Linked DNA regions of Homo sapiens: regions 2 and 3 are each linked to region 1. A link is a loop called in an ENCODE intact Hi-C map of the cell type or tissue named here. Cell type or tissue: endothelial cell of umbilical vein. All regions are shown on one strand.

The links. Hi-C counts contacts between places; a loop is a spot of excess contacts. Peaks named below come from ENCODE experiments on the same cell type or tissue, not always from the same donor. Only the 100,000 strongest peaks of a DNase experiment are listed, where the experiment ranks them.
Region 2: it touches region 1 in a loop (8-fold over the local background); 50 of 110 quality-filtered maps call a loop at or near these places.
Region 3: it touches region 1 in a loop (5-fold over the local background); 18 of 110 quality-filtered maps call a loop at or near these places.

The regions. Positions count from the first base shown.
Region 1 is chr1:117,125,013-117,133,012 of GRCh38, forward strand. It overlaps LOC124904387 (a long non-coding RNA gene), which reads left to right and starts at 3,759. Exons shown (of 2, transcript XR_007066500.1): 1 at 3,759-4,029. In endothelial cell of umbilical vein, a CTCF peak has its summit at 3,775 (motif pointing left); a DNase peak (open chromatin) is centred at 3,799; H3K27me3 peaks cover 1,059 bases.
Region 2 is chr1:117,281,324-117,289,323 of GRCh38, forward strand. No RefSeq gene overlaps it. Among named protein-coding and RNA genes, the nearest start is that of LINC01525, 10 kb to the right of the region's middle. In endothelial cell of umbilical vein, no CTCF peak of the experiment used is centred here; no DNase peak of the experiment used is centred here; H3K27me3 peaks cover 140 bases.
Region 3 is chr1:116,720,398-116,728,397 of GRCh38, forward strand. No RefSeq gene overlaps it. Among named protein-coding and RNA genes, the nearest start is that of CD2, 30 kb to the right of the region's middle. In endothelial cell of umbilical vein, a CTCF peak has its summit at 4,558 (motif pointing right); a DNase peak (open chromatin) is centred at 4,544.

The sequences.
Region 1 (8,000 bases):
ACAGTTCTTCCAAATTAATTGTAAAAACATATAAAAACATGATACAAGTCAGTCTTCATTCTAAAACTTTCAGTAGCTCCCCATTTTTGTAGGATAATATCTGCATTCTTCAATAGATTCATAAAACTGCTTGTTTAGTTATTCCCTAAACATTGCCAAGCACGTTTCTTGGTGTTTGCCAAGTTGTCGGCAACATTCTCCTTCCTTTATTATTTAAACCTACCCTTCCTTCTATGAAAGCCCTACTTCACACTACCCCCTTGAAGCTTTCTCTTATTTCAGGGCTCCAGATTCAAGCCTAATGCTGTTTTGCCTATATTATTCACTTTGCAGTTTGTGCTACCTTGTGGTATTGTTTTTATTTATTATGTGTGTATATATATGCATGTGTATATATTTACATATGTGTATATATTTACACACTATATATATCACATACATACATGTATACTCTCTCTGTTAAGATGGAAAATCTTGGCAACCTAGACAGTAGTCATTTAATAAAGACCTGTTATTGATGAAGGAGAGAATGGTGATCTCAAGTAATGGGAGGACAAACAGGACCACCTTCAACCAAGAGTTTTATGGATAGTGCAGACCATAAGTGATATGGGGTGACATCACAGGACGAGAGAGGATTTGTTAAGGATGCTCCTTTCTCAGAATTAGTTCGGTGTCTTCTTCCATGCTCACACATTGCTTCATCTGTCTGGGGAAGCAATAGTCATGGGATGAGAGGAACAGGACTGATGAAAGTGACCAGCGTTCATGAAAGTGTCTACAAGACTTTCAGCCCACACCTGTTTGCCCAAGACAGGGAAGATATTGAAGGCAAGAAAGCCAGGAAGGGAGAATGACCCATCAGGAAATCAGGCAAGGCTGGTTTGGGCACTATGCTTGATCATTACCATCAGACATTGAGTGGATATATGGAAAGGGACCAGAGAGTTCTGTCAGACTTATCTTTCACCATTCCATCTGTCTCTGTCACCATCCTTCCTTCTTTCCTTCAAAGGAAGGAGACTCCTTTCTCCTGGGACCTGTGCTCTGAAGTTCAGCCCTGCCTGCCTCCTCTCTCTTCTGTCTTTATCTTCTTTCTGGTGGATCTTTCTTTCCGCTCATGTCCATGCTTCAGTCTCTCCTTCTACCCTATGCCCCTCTCTAGCTCCCAATCCCTCTCTACTTCTTTATAGCCAAGCTGCTTGACAAGAATAGTCTACATTTGCATCTCTTCTTCCCTTGCATTTTACTCCTAAACACAGCGCAATCTGGCATTTGCTCTCACCATTCCTCTGAACTTGCCTTTGCCAAAGTTACCAATAATTTCATATTTGCTAAATCCATTGGATACTTTTCAGTTTTTAACTAACTGAATTCACTATAGCTTTTAACACTGACAGTTTTTTGTTTCAGTTTGTTTTTCTTGTTTGAGACAGGGTCTCACTCTATTGCCCAGGCTGCAGTGCAGTGGTGTGATCACAGCTCACTGCAGCCTCAATCTCCTGGACTCAAGCGATCCTCCCACCTTAGCTTCCCAAGTAGCTGGGATTATATGTGTGTGCCACTATGCCCAGCTAATATTTTTATTTTTGTAGCAATGAGGTCTCACCATGTTGCCCAGGCTAGTCTTGAACTCCTGGGCTCAAGTGATCCTCCAGCCTTAGCCTTCCAAAGTGCTCGGATTATAGGCATTAGCCACTGCGCCTGGTCTGACACTGACAACTTTCTTCTTGAAACTTTCTTCTTCCTCAGTTACCATATGCTATTCTTGATTTTTCTTCTACCTCCTGCCGCTCTGACCACTTCTCTTTTTCTCTACAGGACACTGCTTCACTATGTTGGTCAGGGTGGTCTTGAACTCCCAACCTCTGGTGATCCACCTGCCTTGGCCTCCCAAAGTGCTGGGATTACAGGCATGAGCCACTACGCTGGTGGCTTCTTCTTCCTCTTCCTCGTCTTCCTCCTCCTCCTCCTCCTCCTCTTCTTCTTCTTCTTCTTCTTCTTCTTCTTCTTCTTCTTCTTTTCTTCTTTCTTCTTCTTCTTCTTCTTTTTTAACCTTTTCATCCTCCCTTGATTGATGTGGGATTTGGAGGTGATTTATAAACCATGAGCCCACTTGTTACATGGGGGCTCTTTTTACTATATTATTACCTCCATCATCTCTGAATTCACTCCCTGTTTTCAATTCATTCTCTATAATCCTGTTAGGGATCTTTTTGCAATTCCAGTTTGATCATGCTCTTTGGTAGCTCTTCCATGCCTATGTTTACTCATTTAATATCCTTTGAGTACCTGGAATATGATTTTCCCAAATGTCTTCACAACTTACTCCCTACTAAAATAATAAGTTCCTTGACAGCAAGGACTTTTGACTATGTGCCAGGCACCAGAGATGTATTGTTAAAACAAGCAAAAATTCCTGCTCTCGTGGAACTTACCTTCTAGTAGGGGAAAGCAGCCAATAAACAATAAATATGCTGGGCACGGTGGCTCATGCCTGTAATCCCAGAACTTTGGGAGACTGAGGTGGGCGAATCACTTGAGATCACTGGCCAACATGGCGAAACTCCGTCTCTACTAAAAATACAAAAATTAGCTGGGCATGGTAGTGCATGTTTGTAATCCCAGCTACTCGGGATGCTGAGGCAGGAGAATCACTTGAGCCCGGGAGACGGAGGCTGCAGTGAGCGGAGATCATACCACTGTACTCCAGCTTGGGTGACAAAGCGAGATTCTGTCTCAAAAAAAAAAAAAAAAAGAATAAATATAATAACTGCAGAAACTATACAGTATGTTAGAATGTGAGAATGCTATGGAGAAAAATTAAGCAGAGTGAGGAGCATCCAGTGCAGGATGAGGGTGTTGCAATATAACTGGAGTGGTCAGGATAAGTATTATTGAGAAGGTGATATTTGAGCAAACACTTAAAGGTGAAGGAGGGACCCATGGGGAAAAGGTAGTTCAGATGAGGGAAGAGTTAGTGCTTGCTGAGAGAGGAATGTGCCTACTCATGTTTGAGCAACAGTGAGGAGGCCAGTGTGACAAAATCAGAATGAACTAGGGGGAGAGGAGTAGGAGGTGCCTTCAGGATAAAACTCCATATGTCTTAGAGTGATATATATAATCTCATATGTATATATGGTTTCCCATGACCCTGCCTCTGCCAGCCCAGTCAACCTCATTTCTTGCACTGCCCCATCCAAACCCAAGCATGCACACTGGGCTTCAGCCTTCTTTTATGATTATACAAGCTACTACTTATTCTGCTTCGGACACTCTGCCCACTCTTCTTTGCCTAATGAATTCCAACCCATTCTTCAAAGCTCAGTTTAGACATCAACTTCTTTAGGAATCCTCCATTCACCAAGTCTTCATTAGGCATCCCTCTGTGTGTTACCCGTGGTACTGTGATGATCTCTATCAAGTCTTTAACATTCTGCATTTCAATTTTCTACTCGCTTGTCTGATTCAGCCCTCTGTTCTCACTGTTCCCCTCCTCTTCCACACTGGGAACTCTTAAGCACAAGGGACCTTGTCCTGTTTCTGCATCCTTAATACTGGGCACAGTGTCTGAAACTTAATATGGTTTAATAAATGTTTGATAGTGAATAAATGGCCAAGATTCATGTTTCATTTCTAAGAAACTGATCATTAGGACAGATGACTGGAGAAATTTATTGTTTATTTCAGACAGATCATTTTTGTCTTCTGATTTTCTTTTTTAAAAGGGCCTGATTCCTGAAACACAGAATCTTTAGTGCCATCTAGTGGAAACAGCTCAATAAAAACGCTATACTATGAATAAAACTCAGCTTCCTTTGTTCTATTTTATTTATTTTGAACCAAGACGGACAGAGAAGAGAGGGCTAGGTTGCATAGACTCCAGGGCACACTGCATGCTGGGTGTTTTTATTTTTATCTAAAAGTTCACTCTACCCGAGAAGACTCTAGTTGTGAGATCTAACAAGTATAAATAGTCCCTTATCATTGACATTTTGTGAAAATGGGCAACTCTTCAACTTTGAGAAGGTAAGAAGGAAACAGCTAGAATAATGTGAGCTTTGGAACTCTCCTTGTGTAACTGCTTTTAGGTCAAACTAGAAGTACACAAGATATCAGTTCCATTATTAACAACTATCCTTTTAGAAAAAAATTCTGTACTGTTTTATCCAAGACAGACTCCTTAGCTCTTCTCAATTGACTCCTAGTTGTCTGATCGATTGTCTGTCATGACCCCAAACAATCTGTAGTTGATGTAGTAAGACAGGAAGCTGCACCCAATCTTAGTTGGTCTGATATAAATATAAGCGGTTCTTAGACATTTACACTTTATTCATCTGTTTCTCTGAACTCCCTTGTTTATGTTTATTACATAACAGAGCTCAATATTAATGTTGTTTGAAATACATGTTTTAAAAATTACCTGCTACATTCTGTTAATGTATTTTATTTTTAAAATGTGGATAAATGTGTTGTGATTATATTATTTTTACATAAATTTATCTTCCATATAAAATATTCATAAGTAAAATGAGTAACAGTAAGAAAATGGCACATTTTAGAGATTGAGTTTCGTGCTGCATTTGGCAATAATGCTTGTGATTAAAATTAGTACAGTGCTCATGCTGCTGTGTTAGAGAATTGATCATAAAAGGCTCTTGATAATATTGCATTATAATTTAACACTTTTTTCCTTTTAGGATTCTTTCATTACTAGTACTTATTAAACATGACAACTTTAAAGATTGATTTTGAATGGAAAGTTTTGGTTTAGAAGGGGCCCTTCGTTTGGAATATGTTTGCCCCAGTTATCTTGCTCTCTGTCAGAATGCTAAGTCAATGAGGGCAATCTGTTGAGTTTTCTGTATATCCTCAGTGTCTAGTTGGATGTCTCGCTCATAGTTGGAGCTCAATAAATATTTATTAAATGAATATATGAGAAAATTGAGGTGCAGCAAGGTAAAGACACTGATTTAAGGTCACGTATGACATTACTGGCAGAATTAGGGCAAGAATCCATGTCTTCTGACTCCCACTCCATTGAGTGGTTCAATATAATACTTTGTCTTGAATCAGTACTGCTTTTCGATTCAGATGCCTGTGGCACTTGCCTGGACCCTTTGCTTTGAAAGAACCCATCCTGGCCCTTCTCCAGCCACACCTCTTCCCATGGGCCAAGGAATTCCAAGAGTACATCTCTCCCCTCACCACCCCACCCTCACCTCCTTCAGACTAGGTTCCAGCCACCTACAAGCCCAAAATTCTTTGACAAATAGCCAGAAGCCCACTCCCAGGCCCATGCAGTTGTAGACTGCAGGGTAAGTGTGCACACACTTAGGCCTCAGGAGTGGTGAAAGGACAGCTTTTGGGGATGGTGGAACTTGATCAAGCCTGTTGGAGTGTCCACACACATATGCAAGGGCCTCTGGTAGGATGGAGAAAGATGAGAACAGGCCATGGGCTGGATGCCCCTGTTTGTCCTCTTGCTCATGGCCACTCAAATATTAGGGGTAGGCCTGCCTCCTATATTAAATCTAGTTTCTCCACATATTTAATATAATTTAAACCAGCACTAAGTGAACGCCAGTATTATGCCAGACACTGTGCTGGATATTTTCAAATGCATTACCTCATTTAAATGTTATTCTTCCATAAGAATGCTCAGAAGTAACTTACCCAACTTACCTAAGGGCAAGCAACTGAGAAGTTAAATGCATAACCCGTATCCTCAGGCAGTAAGTACAGTACCAAAATACTGGTGTGTGTGTGTGTGTGTGTGTGTGTATGGTATGTGTGTGTATACATACATATATACATATACTTTTTCTTGAGTAAATAATGTATCTGATAAAAACATGCAAACAATTTACAAGAATATAAGTAAATAGTAAATCTCCCGTGCCAGGCCTCGAGTCAGAGACAACCAGTTAATAATTTTTTTAATTAAAAATACCCACATATTTTAAAATTTATCATCAATAATTTTTAAACTTTTTTATTTGGGAAACTTCAGATATATGATATATACAAGCATAGGGAAAAGTATAAATAACCCCTAAGTACCCCTCACTCAACATCACCAGTTACAGCATTCTGTCACTCTTGTTTAATATACTTCCCCAACTTTTATGTTGTTTTCTCTGCTGGAGGTTTTCAAAGGAAATACCAGATATCATGTCATATTATTAAATTATATTAAAATATTAGATACTTAATTTATAAAGGTTTTGATGTAAAGATGGAAAATATTTTGAATTTTCCATGAAGACCTCTTAATTTAAAAAATGCCACATAAGATTATATATGCCATATAACATTTTACCAATGTTATTTAAATTTATTTATGTATTTATTTAGAGATGGAGTCTCGCACTGTTGCCCAGGCTGGAGTGCAGTGGCGCAATCTTGGCTCACTGCAACCTCTGCCGAGTTCAAGCAATTCTCTTGTCTCAGCCTCCCAAGTAGCTGGAACTACAGGCGCACACCACCACACCTGGCTAATTTTTGCGTTTTTAGTAGAGACAGGGTTTTGCCATGTTGGTCAGGCTGCTCTCGAATTCCTGACCTCAGGTGATCCACCTGCCTCAACCTCCCAAAGTGCTGGGATTACAGGCCTGAGCCACCATGCCCAGCCCTAATTTTTAAATATTTAATGTTTCCTCCTTTGTTCCAAAGGACTCACGGGGGAGTTAGGCAATAATAATTTTGTGACTATAAATTAAACTTAAACGTGCATTCCACCTCATGCCATGCAGTTTTCTCTGCAGAATTCTGTGAGACTGTGTCTGTTTTTATTTTATAGTCCGTCCACTTTTTATCTTTCTTTCCCTTCTTTTGGAAGAGCTGTTGAAAATGGTAAGCAAATAAATGCCATTTTTTCCTCACTTCTCTGAGTGATAAAACCTGAAAATGATGAATATATAAGGGCAGACTATGATTTAATGTAGTGCCTTTTCTAATTCAAATGACAACTAACTTTTCTGAGCTAAAGTGTGCCCATGTCGTGATAATAATATTTAGAGGATGAGTAGGTTATAATATATCATGGCATACAGAGAGGTCTATACATTAGTTCCAGGAATGTTGCTAGGAAATATTAAAAAAAAAAATGTTCCTAGATGCAAGGAAATATAAATAATCCCCACCAACTAGGGCAAAGCCTAGGTATTTATTTCTATATTGACAGCAACTATTTTTTTCTTAAGTACCTATTTTCTAGATGGCATTTAAATCTGCACTGCATTTTAGTAAATTTTTCACTTTTTTGCACAGTGTTCAGGACCTGAAAGCTCCTTCTCCTATTATTAATGAGGAGTATATGATGTCTTCAGGAAATTCTGAAGTAATAAAAGCCCTTCTATTCTTCAGTGTTCCGTGCCCCTCTTTTAGGCAGAATCCCGTCAAGAAAATCTTTGGAACAGTACTGTCTGGAGCACTGGACTGGGGAGGGCCGGGTGAATCTCTGTGTTTGAGGAGCTGAGAAGCAACACTCTGGGTGGAAAAAAGGCTCAGAGACTTGTTTGGAAGCTGCATTTGCAGAGTAAAGCACTTTTTGATATATGCATCTAGTGTGGCCTGGAGCAATGCTGATAGAGATTGTGAGGTAGGAAGAGTCTAGGTGGGTAAAGTCCCTCCAAGCCACCTTTGGTACTGCCATTGCTCTAGACCTGTGTTGTCCAATATGAGGACTTCAAATGTGTTTGGTCCAAATTAAGACAATGCTGTAAGTGGAAAATGCACACTGGTTTTGGAAGATTCATTATGGAAAAAAAGAATGTAAAATATCTCGTTAATAATGTTTTATATGAATTGCATGTTGAAATGATAATATATATGATATATTTTTATTTTTATAGCTTTTAAGGTATAGACTATTTTTAGAGCAGTTTTAGGTTCACAGCAAAATCAAGCAGTTTTCCATTAGAAAATTTACAACTTATCTTACGTGTATATGTTATTACTATATTAATATTCTTTCTAAAAACTAATTGTAATAGGAG
Region 2 (8,000 bases), 160 kb after region 1:
AGACAAGGGTCTCACTATGTTTCCCAGACTGGTCTCAAACTCCTGGCCTCAAACAATCCTCCCACCCTTGCCTCCCAAAGTGCTGGTATTACAGGTGTGAGCCACTGTACCCGGACATGACTTTTCCTCTTCCTATAAGGATACCAGTCCTGTCAGATTAAGGCCTCGCCCTTATGATCTCATTTAACCTTAATTTCCTCCCTAAAGGCCTTATCTCCAAATACAATCATCCCTTGGTATCCATGGGGCATTAGTTCCAGGGCTACACACCATATCAAAATCGGCAGATGCTTATGCTCCTTATATAAAGTGTATTTCATATATAATATAAAATGTTATTTATTTAAATAAAACCTACCTACATCCTCTCATATACTTCAAATCATGTCTAGATTACTTATAATACCCAATACAATGTAAATACTATATAAATAGTTGTTATACTGTATTGGTTTTTTAATTTGTGTTATTTTTTAATACTGTATTATAATTTTTTTCAAATATTTTTGATCCTCAGTTGATTGACTCCATGGATGTGGAATCCACAGATATGGAGTGGCAACTATATAGTCACTGGAGGTTACAACTTCAGCATATGAATTTTGGGAGACACAGTTCAGTCCAATAACAAGTACCATTGAAAATTGAAAATTTTCACATAGGAGAAACGAAATACAGATGTAAGATAGCTAAGACTAAGTGAAAAACCTGTAGTCCTAAATGTGAGTAGAAACTATCAGTATGAGCATATATATATATACACACACACACACATACATATTTGTAATATAACTTTATATATGACTATATAATTTATATATATTATATCTATCCATTGAAAAGGCCTGAAAGAAAAGATAAACTCAGTAGCAATGAGACCACTAGTACCCAGATTATAATACCATTTCCTATTCAAATGAACCAGAGATTCTTAGAAAAAAATCTTTGACTCTAGGCCTGAGAAGGGAAATGTAAAAGCTGTACATATAAAATTTTGTCATCCCTGGTAGCAACCAAATTATTAGTTATCATTTCAGTGGGTTTATGAACCAACTTGAATAGTCTTCCCCAGCCAAATATAGGATAGTTTTATTTTTGGAATTGATTTTGACTACAGAGTATCTGAGCTTGCTTGCCCACTGGCTAGAATTCTATTAGTTACCTGATATCCTTTCAATAAATTCCTCTTTTGCTTTGAGTAAGTCAGAATTATTTTTTACTTTCAACTAAGAAACCAACAAATGAAACTTGCCTAGCATGACTGAAGGCATAATTGATGTTCAGTAAATGGTGATTTCCTTCCTAGGAGTCAAAAATCTACTATGACTTCTTTTCAGATTTTAAAAACTGTGAGGGAAACTTCCTGCCTATGAGGACTTCCCTCTTTCATGAGGGAGATTCTGCCTCTGTTCACATCCCCTGCAGCTCCCCTACTCTCCTCTACTCAAGGGAAGAAGGTCTGGAAGCCAATTGATCACAGTCCAAGGTTTTGACTGGGCCCCAGTAATCAGTGGGCAGGGCCACTGTCTCAAAATGTCAGCACCCAGTTCCTGTTTTCCCGCATTTTCTGCTTCCTATCTCCCAGTGGTAAGCAGACATAAGATCTCTTAGGTCTTCCTCAACCTGATGCTAGAGAGTAAATGCATTTAGTATTCCTCTCAAAGGTTGGATCTCTCTATCAAACAATATGCCTAAAATTTCCATTTGAAGAGAAATAAAAAATCCCAGTTACACACTGAGGCTTAAGACATGCTCAAGTTCATCTTTTACCAGAAAACGCTGCATTGGGAATTATCAGGTGCTGACTTAGCTAGTAATCATATAATTCATTGATTCTCATTTCCTGCTGTTCCTTTCCTGGCACAGAACTCCCCTGAGACACTAAAGGCAAGATGGGACCATTTAAGGACTCAGATATTCTTGGGTTCCTCACAGAGGAGAAGATGGGTGATACCACCAAGTAACACCAAAACTCCTCTCTCATTCTTACAGAACCACCAAGAGATGGGAAACAAAGTGCAAAAGAATATAGCATGGATACTGACATTTCAACACAGTGACTCTGACGTTTATGCTTAGGGGCTCTGACAGGTTGGCATAGGGTAGAAAGGAGCAGAGGAGGAGGCCAGTGGGAGGAGAAGGAAGGCCAAGTGAGAGGATGGCCTCCTCTGCGGTCTTCACTCGATTCTCTTTACCTCACTCCACTCTCCCCCATTAATTCCCACCTATACATCCAAGGAAGAGAGTGATAAAAAGGGTAATGAGGATGAGTCAAGTTCAAAGGTATTTTATTGGCCACATTCTTTTTTTGGGTGTTCATGTCCTGGGAATTTCTCTTTTGTACCTCTGGTGTGCGAAAAGCACACTTATACCACCTATGCTCCAGATTTTAAAGAGAGGCTCATTTCTCTCTCCTTTCGTTGGCATGGTTTTCCTTGGATTCATCTTTTCTTGCTGTCACAAAGTTAAAATAACAAAGCCTGAGAAAGAGGTATAAACTTAGGGGGAAAGTACCAAGACGGTCACTTGGACATTTTATTATTATTATTATTATTATTATTATTATTATTATTATTATTATTATTTTAAGGGTCTTGCTATGTTTCCCAGGCTGGTCTCGAAATCCTGGCCTCAAGTGATCCTCCCACTTAGCCTCCCCAAACACTAAGATTACAGCCATGAGCCAAGACACCTAGCCAGGGCCTAGTTTTAGCATTAATTTTGCCTTTAGATTAGACAAAAAGAATCTTTCAGTGGTTATCCCTAGCTTCGCAATGGCCTAGGGTAGTATTTGAAGCCAAAACATTCTTATAAAATGCATGCATTTGCCTGGCCCTGTCCTCTGAGCATGATGTCTCCCTTGTGGCACTCATGGACAAGGGCAAAGCTCTGGCAAGGCAGGATTTGGGTGTTCAGAACCTTGAGCCCAAGCCCAATACTACCCCCAACCCCAAATACCATGTCTTCCAATTCAAATAACATGGGTGATAATGGGCCTGCCATTCTAAAATCATGTCTGGCTAATGGCTTGGCAGGTGAATAATCTGCTATGAGCCTACCTGAGCAGTGGCTGCTCTTGGGACCAGAAGATGCAAACACACACAGCTGTGAGGAAGCCCCAGCTCTTGGGAACTGTTGCTGCAATCTCCAGGTCTACTGGCCTTGCTTCACTGTTTTCTGATGTCTCCATCAGCCCCATCCTGATGATCTCCTGGTACTCCCCGACTTTAAGGAGACCTGTTTGCTATGGAAGCTCTAGGAAATGCATAATGGTATGAGGTGATGGCTTCCAATAATGGGCCTTCGCATTCTGAAGATGATGTGGTTGAAATGTGAATGGTTCAGTCTGCTTGGGAGATGATCTTTCCAAGACAAGCTCCTGAACTGATGCTGCCTTATCTTCTTACATGTGTTCCTTTGTTCCCAAGTCACTTACTGGGACTTCAGATGCCATCTCAGGTCCTCTGCTTCCCTCTTCTGGTCAATTGAAGGGAATCTTTATAGCCATTTAGAGCTCAGGGGAAGAATTAATATATGATGCTACCTAGTATAGAACCAAATAATAATCTCCTAGTGATCACTTTTCAATTCACAAAAAGCTACACCCAGGAAATAGGGTAATTAAATATAACATTATTACCTATTAAATATGCTCACACTAAGGCAGTCATAACATCTATTCTACTGTACAGAACCAGAGGGAAGATGTTGAGCCAGCAGTTCTACATGTGATATCACTGTGTGTTTTTGTAGAAAGGGTTCTTTGGTTAAATGTATTTGGAAAATCTTAGGGTAAAATAAGTTACACAGGTTTCTTTACTAAAAAATTGCTCAGGGCCTTTAAATTTATAACGTGAATTGTTAATCTCCCAGGGGGATATGGTATATAATTTTTGATCGATGACTCCTTGATTGGAGAGAATTCCAAGGATTAGCATTCCATTCTGTAGAATATTCTGGGGGAAATGTGACACTAGACATTGAAAAGGTGAACTTAAAAAAGAAAGATCTTCACATTTTGAAATGGCAAGTGTCATCTCACCTAAGCCAACAGCAGGTCCGCAAAGCAAATGACCATTAGTACCTCTTGAGTTGATATCAGCCTCAAGTTTTTTTAAACCACAAAGCTTAGAGTTGGGAAAAGGACCCTAAAGGCCCTAAAGGTCCTTTGCAGACCAATCCCTCCATTTTGTAGATAAGATGACTGAGACTTAGAGAGCTATATAGTCTCAAAACCCAGTGAAGAAATATAATTTTACCATGTATTGGTGGGAATCCAGGATACACCACTGTTTAGCTGAGAGGAGCTGTCCATCACAAAAAGCCTGCATTTTGACATATTCGATAAGCAGGTTTTTTTTTTAGTTTAAGCCAGGTGTGGTGGCTCACACCTGTAATCCCAGCACTTTGGGAGGCCGAGGTGGGTGGATCACCTGAGGTCAGGAGTTCGAGACCAGCCTGACCAACATGGTGAAACCCTGTCTCTACTAAAAATACAAAAAGTAGCTGGGCGTGGTAGCACATGCCTGTAATCCCAGCTACTCGTGAGGCTGAGGCAGGAGAATCGCTAGAACCCGGGAGGTGGAGGTTGCAGTGAGCCGAGATCATGCCATTGCACTCCAGCCTGGGCAACAACAGCAAAACTCCATCTCTAAAAAAAAAAAAAAAAAAAAAAAATTAGTTTAGAAGAGTATATATCAGGCCATCCGCTTCACTGGAAAGATGTACGCAAGATGCTGCAGCCTTTAACAAAGAAGATCCAACTTATTATTCATTTATAAACCCACAGAAGGCACTTTTATAAAAAGACATCATCCTCATTCATGCATCAAATGGAAAGTCAGGAAATACAGTTTGTGTTAAACTCCAAAGGGCTTTGATGCTTTTTCATAAATGTTAGCACATTTGGGAGAACACCACAGCCTTCTGTGTTAGCTGAGACTATTCTGGTTGCTAGTGACAAGAACCCAGCTTGAACTAGTTTAGGCAGAATAAAAAGGAGGGTGGGGAGTAATTTATGGGAAGGCTCACATAACAAAAGGAAGAGCTGGCCGGGCAGGGTGAATGAAAGAGCCATCAAGATTATCACCTTCACCTCTTGCATTTCTCTCTGTCAGTCAGCTTTACTCTTCTACTGCAGATGGGATCTGCCCCCTCATGGGGGTGGTGGCTCTCTTTGGCTCATAATTTCACATCTTCCCTACCAGAAAGCAATGGTCTCTAGTTCAAAGGTCCCAGAGAAGGGCTCTGATTGGCCTTGCTTCTTCAAGGTGTACCTTTCTGAGGTAAGGGAAATAGGTCTTAATAGAGGCAGATAGCCTGGTGGGTATCAGTATGGGTTCTGAAGTCCAACTGCTTGAGCTCAAACACTGGCTCCCCTGCCTACTAGCTGATTGATCTTGAGCAATTTACTTAAGCTCTTTTACCTCAGTTTCCTTATCTGTAAAATGGGGACAATAATGGTTTACAGGTTTTATATCACGATTAAATGAGGAAAATATGTAAACAATTTTATATGGTACCCAGCACAAGGCAAGTAATCAATAGTCATTAGCTTTTCTCATTACTGGTTCAGCTTGGAGGGTTAGGAGGTCATGCTTAGATCAATCACTACGGCAATTCAATGGAAAGATTAAGAGCATAAGCTCTATGGTCTGATGATGTGATTTCAAGTTCCAACTCCTGCACTTACTAGCTATACCTTATGCAAGTTGCTTAACTCTTCTGTGCCTTTGGTTTCTTCATCTATAAAATAGGGATAATAATCATTCCTATCTTGTAAGATGGTTGCAAGAAATAAAAGAGATGACAAATTTGAATCATTTAGCATCTTGTCTAGCACACAGTAAGCATGCAACAAAGTTATTATTAAGGCTGTGCAGGCGGTCTACCAAAAGATGATATCTTCCATTTGAATCATGACAGTAGGAGTATTTCATTCATTTATTCAATAAATACTTGTTTAGTGCTACTATTGTGCTAGGCACTGTGCTGAACGTTAAGAATACAGGGTGATGAGCAAGACAGATAATGCCCTGAGTTCATGAAGCACACGTTAGTAAGGCTTTAAGCAGCGCGATATTATTCTGGGCAGGACAAACAACAAATGTCCACTATACCTACCAACTATTAAATCCCTAACTTCTGGCTGGGTGTGGTGGCTCACGCCTGTAATCCCAGCACTTTGGGAGGCCGAGGCGGGTGGATCACCTGAGGTCAGGAGTTCGAGACCAGCCTGACCAACATGGAGAAACCCTGTCTCTACTAAAAATATATAATTAGCTGGGCGTGGTGGTGCATGCCTGTAATCCCAGTTACTCAGGAGGATGAGGCAGGAGAATCGCTTGAACCCAGGAGGCAGAGGTTGCAGTGAGCCAAGATCATGCCATTGCGCTCTAGCCTGAGCAACAAGAGCGAAACTCTGTCTAAATAAAATAAAATAAAATAAAATAAAATAAAATTAGCTGGGCGTGGTGGCACGTCACTGTAATCCCAGATACTCGAGAGGCTGAGGCACGAGAATTGCTTAAACTTGGGAGGTGGAGGTTGCAGTGAGCCGAGATAGTGCCATTGCACTCCAGCCTGGGCAACAGAGCGAGAGACTTGGTCTCAATAAATAAATAAATAAATAGATCCCTAATTTCTCTGTTGATAACCAGTCCTTCAGATTTCTTATCTTCTGCCTTGTCTCAAAAACATAGTCACACTTAACCATTATATCTCTTTCTCCTTGTAAAGGGATACCTCTTTCTATTCTTGGTAGATAATTATGACTATGTATGAATGTACATACATACTGTATGTATAAATTGTATTATATGTATATATTCTTTATGATATTTTGATGATCTGGTAGATCACTTACCTGTTAGGAGTTTGGGAGACCTACCACCTTGATTAGCCTCAAATTTAGGAGTAAAACCAGGACAGCAGAAGGTCAGCTTCTCCAAAAGATAAAAGAATCCTTCAAAAGTTGGTTAGTAAACTTACCTCACATTATATACAAAAATCATTCTTAGGTGGATTATAGATTGAATGGAAAAAGTAAAACAATAAAGCTTCTGGCAGATAACATAGGAAAATATCTTTATGAATTCTGGATTAGGAAAGGTTTCTTAAACAAGATCCCCAAAGCACTTAAAATAGTTTGAAAAAGTTGACTACATTAAAATAGTTTGAAAAAATTGACTAGATCAAATTCAAGAACTTCTGTTCATTAAAGTGCATCACTAAAGGAGAGAAAAAGCAAACCTCAAAGTGGAACACCATTTTTCAATGTGTGTAATCAACAAGGGGTTCAGGGTTCATATCTAAGATACATAAAGAATTCCTACGAACCTACCAGTCAAAAGAAAACAAAAACAGACAACACAACAAAAAAAACAGGCAGAAGATTTGACAGATAATGAATATGAAATGAGCATTAATTCTCAACCTCATTTGTTAGCAGGGAAATGTACACTAAAGCCATACTGATACACCACTATACCTCACTAGAGTATCAAACCAAGCTTTCAAGGTTGTAGAACATCAAGAACTCAAATGTTGTTGATGGAAGTGTAAATTGGCACAATTACTATAGCAAACAGATTGACATTATCAAATAAAATACAAGATATGCATAATTTATGACACAGCAATTCACCTCCAAGTTATATACCCTCATAAAACATATGTTTATGTGCACCAGTATACATGTTTAAGAATATTCATAGCAGTACTGAATAATAACTCCAAATGGAAACAACCTAAATGTCTATCAAGAGTGAAATAAATAACAAATTGTGATCTATTCATACTATGAAATACTGTATTATGAGAAATAAGGAAAAAAGTACAGCTGCATGATATATAGAGGATGAATCTTAAAGACACAATATTACGTGAAAGGAGCCAAACAGTACAGAATATACACTGTATAATGTACTTTATATACAATTTTTGTTTTAAGACTGAATCTCACCATGTTGCCCAGGCTGATCTTGAATTCCTACGCTCTT
Region 3 (8,000 bases), 400 kb before region 1:
CTTCCATGCATATCTTTTTTACAGGCTGCTGCCAGAAAGAGCCTCATAAAATGCACATCTGATTATGCCATCGGCCTGCTTGAACCTCTTTTGCTTGGTTCCCATTGCCTTCAGCATACAGTTCAAACTTCCTAGTATAACAAACAAGTCTGTTCATGATCTGGGCCCCACAGGCCTGTCTGCCTCCCCTCCCTTCCCCGCCACCTTCCTCTAGGTTCATGCTGTATCAAACTGCTCAGGGCTCCTCCAACTCACCAGGCTGTGGAAATTCACCTGCTCTTCATGATGCCAGGAGTGCCTCTTCTGGATTCTCCTTCTTGCCGACTCCTCCTAGGGGTTGCCTAGCTTTCCCTGACCCACAGGCTAATCATGATGCTCATCCCTGAGCCTCAGAGATCCCTGCAGAACACATAGCCATGCTCCCAGTGTGTGCCACCTGTTTCCCAGTCTCACACCTTCATGGACTTGCAGCACCTTGACAGTTGGGGCCCCCTATGGCTGGTGCATGTATTGTCTCTGGCATCAAATAATACCTAATATTAAAAACTGCAAAAAAATCACCCCACTTGTGTCATTCTGCTTTCTTCTCTCCTCCCTACCGCCTACCCCAAACCTTGCTATTTTCCCCATTCATCCTTGTGTACATAATCAGGAAGACAGCCAGATTGCTGGTCTGTTCACTCATTTCTTTATGTGTCCATCAAACATTTATGGCACCCCCACACTGTGACAGCCACCATACTAAGTGGTGGGGGCATGTGGAAACACCCTGACCAGATGGCAGCCTTCATGGAACTTACATTCTAGTGGAGGGAGAAAGACAGCAAACAACTCAGGCACCGAGCCACGAGCTGGTAAAGTCTGTGCCAAGCGATGTGTGCTAAAAGGAAAAGGAAAAGAGGGTCAGGCAGAGAGGAATGCTGGGGTGGGTGAGCTTCTATTTTATATGGGGTAATCTGCGGAAATTGCTCGGATAAGATGCCATCAGAACAGAGACCTGAAGGAAGTGAAAAGTCATGCAAGTATTTGCAGAAGAGCATTTCAGGCAAAGGGAACAGCAGGAACAAAGGCCCTATGTGAGTTACAGTACTACTAACTGTCATGACAAACACATCCCCAAACTTCACAATAAGAGCACAGCACAGTAAATGTTTACTTCTTGCTCATGCTCCAGTTCAACATGATGTTGCTGGTTGATGGACAGCAGTCTTCATTTGGGTCCAGACATCCAAACAACTTCCATCTTGTGGCTTTCGCATTTCCAAGGGTCCCAAACTCCTCCCCAGTAAGTGGGCAGATGGGGAGTAGAGAAGGCACAGATGGTTCCTAAGACACCCCCTCCCCACACCCCCAGTAGGAGTGACTAGCACCACTTCGCGTCATGTTCTGCTGTGGAGAACCACTCCTCAGCCACACCTGAATGCTGAGGCATCTTGCTAGGCAGCTGCCTCCAGCAGCAAGGGCACACTATGATGGGCATTTTTGGTGGCAAGTGAGCCACCTCTGCCTCTGAGTGGAGACAGTGCCTGCCAGTTTGAGGCTCAGTGAGAAGGCTAGGATGGCCGGGGAAGCTGATATAGGGCCCTGCAGGCCACTTGAAGGCCTTTGGATTTTACTCTTTGTGAAATGGGAAGCACTTGAAGGGCTTTGAGTAAGGGAGTGACATGAAATGGCTTATGTTCCAAAGGGGCGTGCTCTGGCTGTGCTGAGGAGAATAGAATGCAGGAGGCCAGGAGGTAGACAGGTAGGCAGAAAGAAGGTAGGGCTGTCATGCAGGGGAGAGATGGTCATCTTGGCCAGGTGAGAGGGGAAAGGTCAGTGCCAGCCCTCCTACAGAGATAGGGCTGAGAACTCCAATTTAGTCCAACTCCTACCTTCTAAGCCAGGGGCCAATAAACTTTGTCTGGAAAGGGTCATCTATTAAGTACTTTAGGCTTGGCAGGCCATATGGCGTCTGCTGCAACTACTCACCTCTACTGTTGTCTCATGAAAGCAGCCATAAATCATGAGCGTGACTGTGTAAATGAATGAGCATGACTGTGTTCCAATAAAACTTTATTAACAAAAATAGGTGGTCAGCTGCAAAGTTTGCTGACTCCTGTTAAACCAGTCACAAATGGTGTTGGTCTTCTCTCATCACACATTTCTAGTCAAGGCATCAGTGGTGGCTGCAGAAAACAGCTGAGAACTCTGGACTTTGTCACTGCTTGAAGTTTGTGTGCCAGCCACTCCCAGTGAACTGAATTTCTTGTAGTAACACTTGTGGCATAAGAATGAATCACAGCTTCCCACTGTCTTTGAGCAAGTTCTCTCTTGACAAGGGAAATGGCTTTTGGCAAGACCTTTTCATTATAGTTCGGGCTCATCAGCTATTTGTCTATAACTAAATACCTTTATTATGTGTAATTAAGGCAGCAACTGAGAAAAGATGCAAATGTGTTCTGAAAAACCTGACTTTGCAGCAGCTGGGAGCTTTGCAACCTTTTAAAAGTGCAGGTTTAAACTGAAACACATTTGGCATGTGTCGAAGTAGGGAAAGGAGAGAAAAGCTAAACAACAGAATTAAAAAATAAGAGGGTTTTGTGCTCAGGAATTCATGCCATCTAGTGCTCACCCTGTGAGCTGAGCTGACTGCAGACACCAGGGAACATCCTCCCCACCAAGCCTGCCCTGCCCTCCACAATGGTCCCCTACCCCAGAGTGGAAAGTATTGTCGCAGTAGAAATATCACAAGCGGCCACTTTCAACTTCGGTTGGTATTTGCTTCTTCAGAATTTCTTCTGTCTCTTTGTATGGCTGGGCTGTATAATATATGAAGACAAGACAACTGGAAAACAGGAAAAGAGGCTAGGGCAAGAAAAAAGTTTCTCATCATCCCATTTGTGATGACGAATGAAAGTCAATAATGATCCATTCCTCTGGCACAGCATTGTCCAATAGAACTTTCTGTGATGTTGAAAATGTTCTATAGCTTTGCTGCCCAAGATGGTAACCACTAGCCACACACGACTACTGAGCTCTTGAAATGTTGGCAGCATGGTTGAAGAGCTGAATTTTAAATTTGACTTTGCTTTAATTAATTTAAATCTAAGTGTACACAGCTACGTGTGACCAGTGACACTGTATGGGACAGCACAGCTGCAGCGTGTTGGTTAAGATCCTGGCTCAGAAGTCAGATAAACACACGTTTCCATCCTGGTCCCTACTCACTAACTGTAATCAGGCAAGTTATGGCCACGTATCCTTGGCTCCCTCATTTTCAGGATGGGCACAATTGTGCCTACCTCGAGGAGCAGTTGTGAGGATGGGGTAACAGGGTGGAGATAAAGCACTTCACACAGTGCCTGGCAGAAGGTTAATGCTCAATAAATGTTCAGTGTTTGGTTATTTCCTAGGAAGCTCCTCAAAGGGCTCATACCACTCTCTAGACATTGCAGAGAGGTGGTCCTAAGACCTCAGTGCTGGTGTCTTCCCTGGAAGCTTCCCTTGTCCTAAGTGATATCACATAAAGTTGACTCAGGGGAGGACAAAGTTGGAGCAGAGGGAGAGTCAAAGGCCTCTAAACCAAACTTCTCACTACTTTTGAGACTTCCCTGGGGAAGTGAAGACTGCTAGTTGCTCACACAATGTTTGAGTGACCATGTGCCCTAATAAAAGACCGCAACTCCCAGGCTATCTTACAGTTAAGGGTGGTCAATAAGATGCAAGCAGACATTGTTAAATCTAAATGTACATTTCAGGACTTTCAGGAAGTCTTAAGAGGGGTCAGACAGTTTATATCTTCTCTCTTGTCTTTTGTCCCTTCACCTTTCCTCCTACTTCCTATGTGGAATTCAGACATGATGGCTGGAGCTCCAGCAGCCTTAAGGAAGTGTCTTTGAGGATGGGAGCCCTGTACTACTAATGATGGCAGAGCAAAAACAAAAGAGGCCTGGGTTCATGGACACCATGAAATCACGGTACCAACCTGGGCCTGCCCGCCTTCAGATTTCTTTTATATAAAAGAAACCACTTGTTTTGGTCTGTTTTGTACTGCTATAACAGAATACCTGAGACTGGGTAATTTATAAAGAACAGAGATTTATTTCTTGCAGTTCTAAAGCCTGGGAAGTACAAGGTACAGGGGCCTTCATCTGGTGAAAGGCTTCTTGCCGTGACATCCCATGGTGGAAGGTGGAAGGGCAAGAAAGCATGGACACGAGAGAGACCAGGAAGCAGTCCAAACTTATCCTTTTATCCAGGAACACGCTTCTGCGAGAAAAGCATTAATCTATTCACGAGGGCAGAGCCTCTTAAAGGTCCCACCTCCCAATAATGTTGGTTTGGGGATTAAGTTTCTAACACATGAACTTTGTGGGACACATTCAAACCATAGGACCTCCATACCATGTTTATTACTTTTGTTTTCTCTTATGTGTAGCAGCTATGAGCTAGTTATTTCTAAGCAGTGATTAATTCTACAAGTCCAGGTTATTATGGCATATAGTCAATGAAAGAAAGGGCTTGAGAAAATCAGTCCAGTCTTTATTCCTTCATCCTGCCTGCAGGGGGCGTCTAAGTCTGTGAACAACATTAGAGATACCTGTTCCAGTCAGTCTTTTTTTTTTTAATCGTTAAACCTGTTCATTATTTTTTTCTTCCATTGATCTCGTGTTCCAAAATATTGTGTTTCTACCGTCAGTTAAGTTTTGTTGGTGTTTTTGGTCATAAAAAACATTTAATAACCTGGGTGTGGTGATGCATGCCTATGGTCCTAATCCTAGCTACTTGGGAGACCGAGTCAGGAGGATTGCTTGACCCAGGAGTTTGAGGTTACAGTGAGCTATGATTGCACCACTGCACCGCAGCCTAAGCAATAGAGTAAGACCCTGTCTCAAAAAAATATATCAATAAATAAACAAAAAATAAACATTTAGCAACCATAGTGGATTTTGCTTTGTTTCGTTTTGTGGGCTGTCCAGCAGCTGATCTCCTTCTTATATTTGGGGAATTCTCCTAATAAAATAGAGCCTCTGATGGCCTAATACTTGTTGTCCCTGTCCTTCAGCAGCTGGACAAGGGCACACAAGGCTTAAGATTTACCAACTCTGCCGGGCACGGTGGCTCACGCCTGTAATACCAGCCCTTTGGGAGGCCAAGGTGGGTGGATCACGAGGTCAGGCATTTGAGACCAGCCTGGGCAACATAGTGAAACCCGGTGTCTACTAAAAATACAAAAAATTAGCCGGGCATGGTGGTGCATGCCTGTAATCCCAGCTACTCGGGAGGCTGAGGCAGGAGAATCACTCAAACCCGGGAGGCAGAGGTTGCGGTGAGCCGAGATCGTGCCATTGCACTCCAGCCTGCACAACAAGAGCAAAACTCTGTCTCAAAAAAAAAAAAAAAAAAAAAAAATTTGCCAACTGGATGGTCTCACCTGGGACTTTGCATCTGGAGCAAGTAACACAAAGCAGCAACCATGGTTTGGAATGCAGTCCACTGGGCAGTGACATCCCATGTCCTGGTGGTTCCAGTGGGTCGGTGTCTGGTGTCCAGTGGTATCCCAACCATGCCGCTTCTGTGGTGTGACCTTGGCTGAGCTCTTCATTGCTCAGCTTTTCCTGGCTACTGCGCATATCCAGAGTCTGGTCTTCCTGTCTTTTCATTTGCTCTGGAGCTGGCAGACATTTTCCCAAAGCAATTATTTTCTGCTTAAGTCAACTAGACTTGGTTTCTATTGCATGCAGCCAAGAATCTTGATGGATACACATGCTAAGCAACATGATTTTATCTATGATACCTGCAGAGTTGACATCATTCAACCAGAGCAAGAGACAGTGTTCATATTAGGCAACATAGCCTTAACTGGCAACACATGCACTTTCTTTTGAGCTTTTAAAAACATTGCTCCATTGCTATCATTGTAGACCCCCAAGGAGAAGGTACCCCAGCCTCCTGGAAACCACTGATATCATTGTATATCCTAATATTACAGATGAGAAAATGGAATCTCAGAGAGTTGAAGTGAATTGCTCCATGTGTCAGGCTATAGAAAGAATTTCTCAATGAGGGTCATTAGCCATTCATTCATGCACTACTCCTGGCCTGTGGAACTCAGAGTCAGGTAGGAGAGATGGGTGATTCTTGGGGAAACAAAAAGGATCCAAATAACATGGAAACGAGCAGGTTAGGATATTCAGAAAGAGATATTTAAATGATAATGAAAACAGAAGGGATGTAACTTAAGCTTCAAGAACTCAAGCATAGTGATAAAAGCAGGGACACAGCAAGATGGCCATGAACGCTGCACATGTTCACCTCTGCAGATGAGAAAGTCAGCCCAGACAAGACACGGTTCTAGAGGCATGAATCCAAGAAGTTTGGTAGAAAGCTGCCACAGCCAGACAGTAAAGTCAAAATATGCTTGTGTTCTCCTTTAAGAACATGTGATGCAAAAACATCTGAACTTGCAAAATAGATTTTTGAGAGTATTATTTTCTTTAAAAAGGACTCTTTGCTTTAAAGACAAGAAGACATCTATTTTTTAAGTTGCAGTAATTTTTTCTTAGCTTACTTATTGTCCACAACAACATATTGAGAGAAGGCATTTTTGTCCCCATTTCATGGATTAGAAACTGGGGCTCAGGTAGATAAAGTCACCAGTAAAGGTCACACAGCTTGTAAGAGGAAGACCCAAAGGTCCTGTGTTTCCTGTTCTACCAAGCCACCTCCCACAGAGTGACTTTAAATAATGAACATCTGAAATGCATTTGGAAGGCACTTCTAATTGAAGAGACTCAATTTACAGAGATTAGATTCGCACACAATTTTGAGAACACATCCATCGCACAAAGCATTATGCAACAATATAAGGATAAATGCCATGGATCGCATGCAAAAAAGAGGAAAATAATAGAGGAAGCGCAGTTAATTAATGCAGTAGGAACTGAAACACTACAGGAGCAGATGAACATGCACTCCCAGAATATGATACAATAAGCGGCTTCATTAGGAAGACAATTTATGTGGTAGGAAAGATAATAGCAAGAGAAAGAGGAAAATGTAAAAACAAATTAGTCTACTAGAAAACAGTGATTTGAAGATATTTTATAATGATTGATTTGTAAGAAATCTCTCTGCAATAAACATCAGTGGAACACTTGCTTTTAGAGATCTTAAAAAATAGGTCAGTATCTCTGGGTTAGACAGGTTTAGGTGTGATTTTCCTCTGCAAGGAAATGAACCAGCTGGGTATTTTCAAAGGCTCTCTTTAGTTTATGATTCTAAGGTTCCACTTATGGGAGCTTTCTATGACTGTCATTTTTTAAAGCTGGTTAACTCAGTGGCTTTATTTTTCTTCCCCCTCTAAATTCCCTACAGGGCTTTAACTAAATCAGACCACATTTGGAGTCTTATGTTGCTTTCTGGGCACCACATTTTAAAAGGGATGTTGACCTACTCTCCCTCCAGAGAATGGAACCAAGACAAATGAGTGGAAGTTGCTCAGAGATAAATTTCAACTCAATACAAGAAAACCCTGTCTCCTTCTATCAGAGTCCTCTGACAATGGAACCGGCTGCTTTTTGAGACAGTTTGCTGTTAGGATTGGAAACACTAAAGCAGAGGGTATTTGAACTACTGTCAAAACTGCTCTGGAAAAGATTTTTTTTTTACTAAGTTTCCTTCCAATTTCAACGCTTTATGATTGATTGATCATGTAACTCTTCAATATGTTTTTGCCAAGTCGAAGCTCCTTTCAGTTCTTTTATCTTAATTGTTAGCCTCTCCTCCTCCCCACCCCCATCCCCAAAAGTTAGCAAACACAATACAGAATGACCAAAGTTAAAACACCAAGGCCACATTGTCTGACAGTGCCACGTCCCTCCATTGGGGGAGCTGGACATGACATGGCCTGTTGATTATCAAAGTATCAGTTTCTGGGTCAATCAGGGTGATGGTGGCAGCACTGGTACCTCCAATGGCCCTTGGGCAGGTCTACATGCAAGAACAAGGGGAGCTGA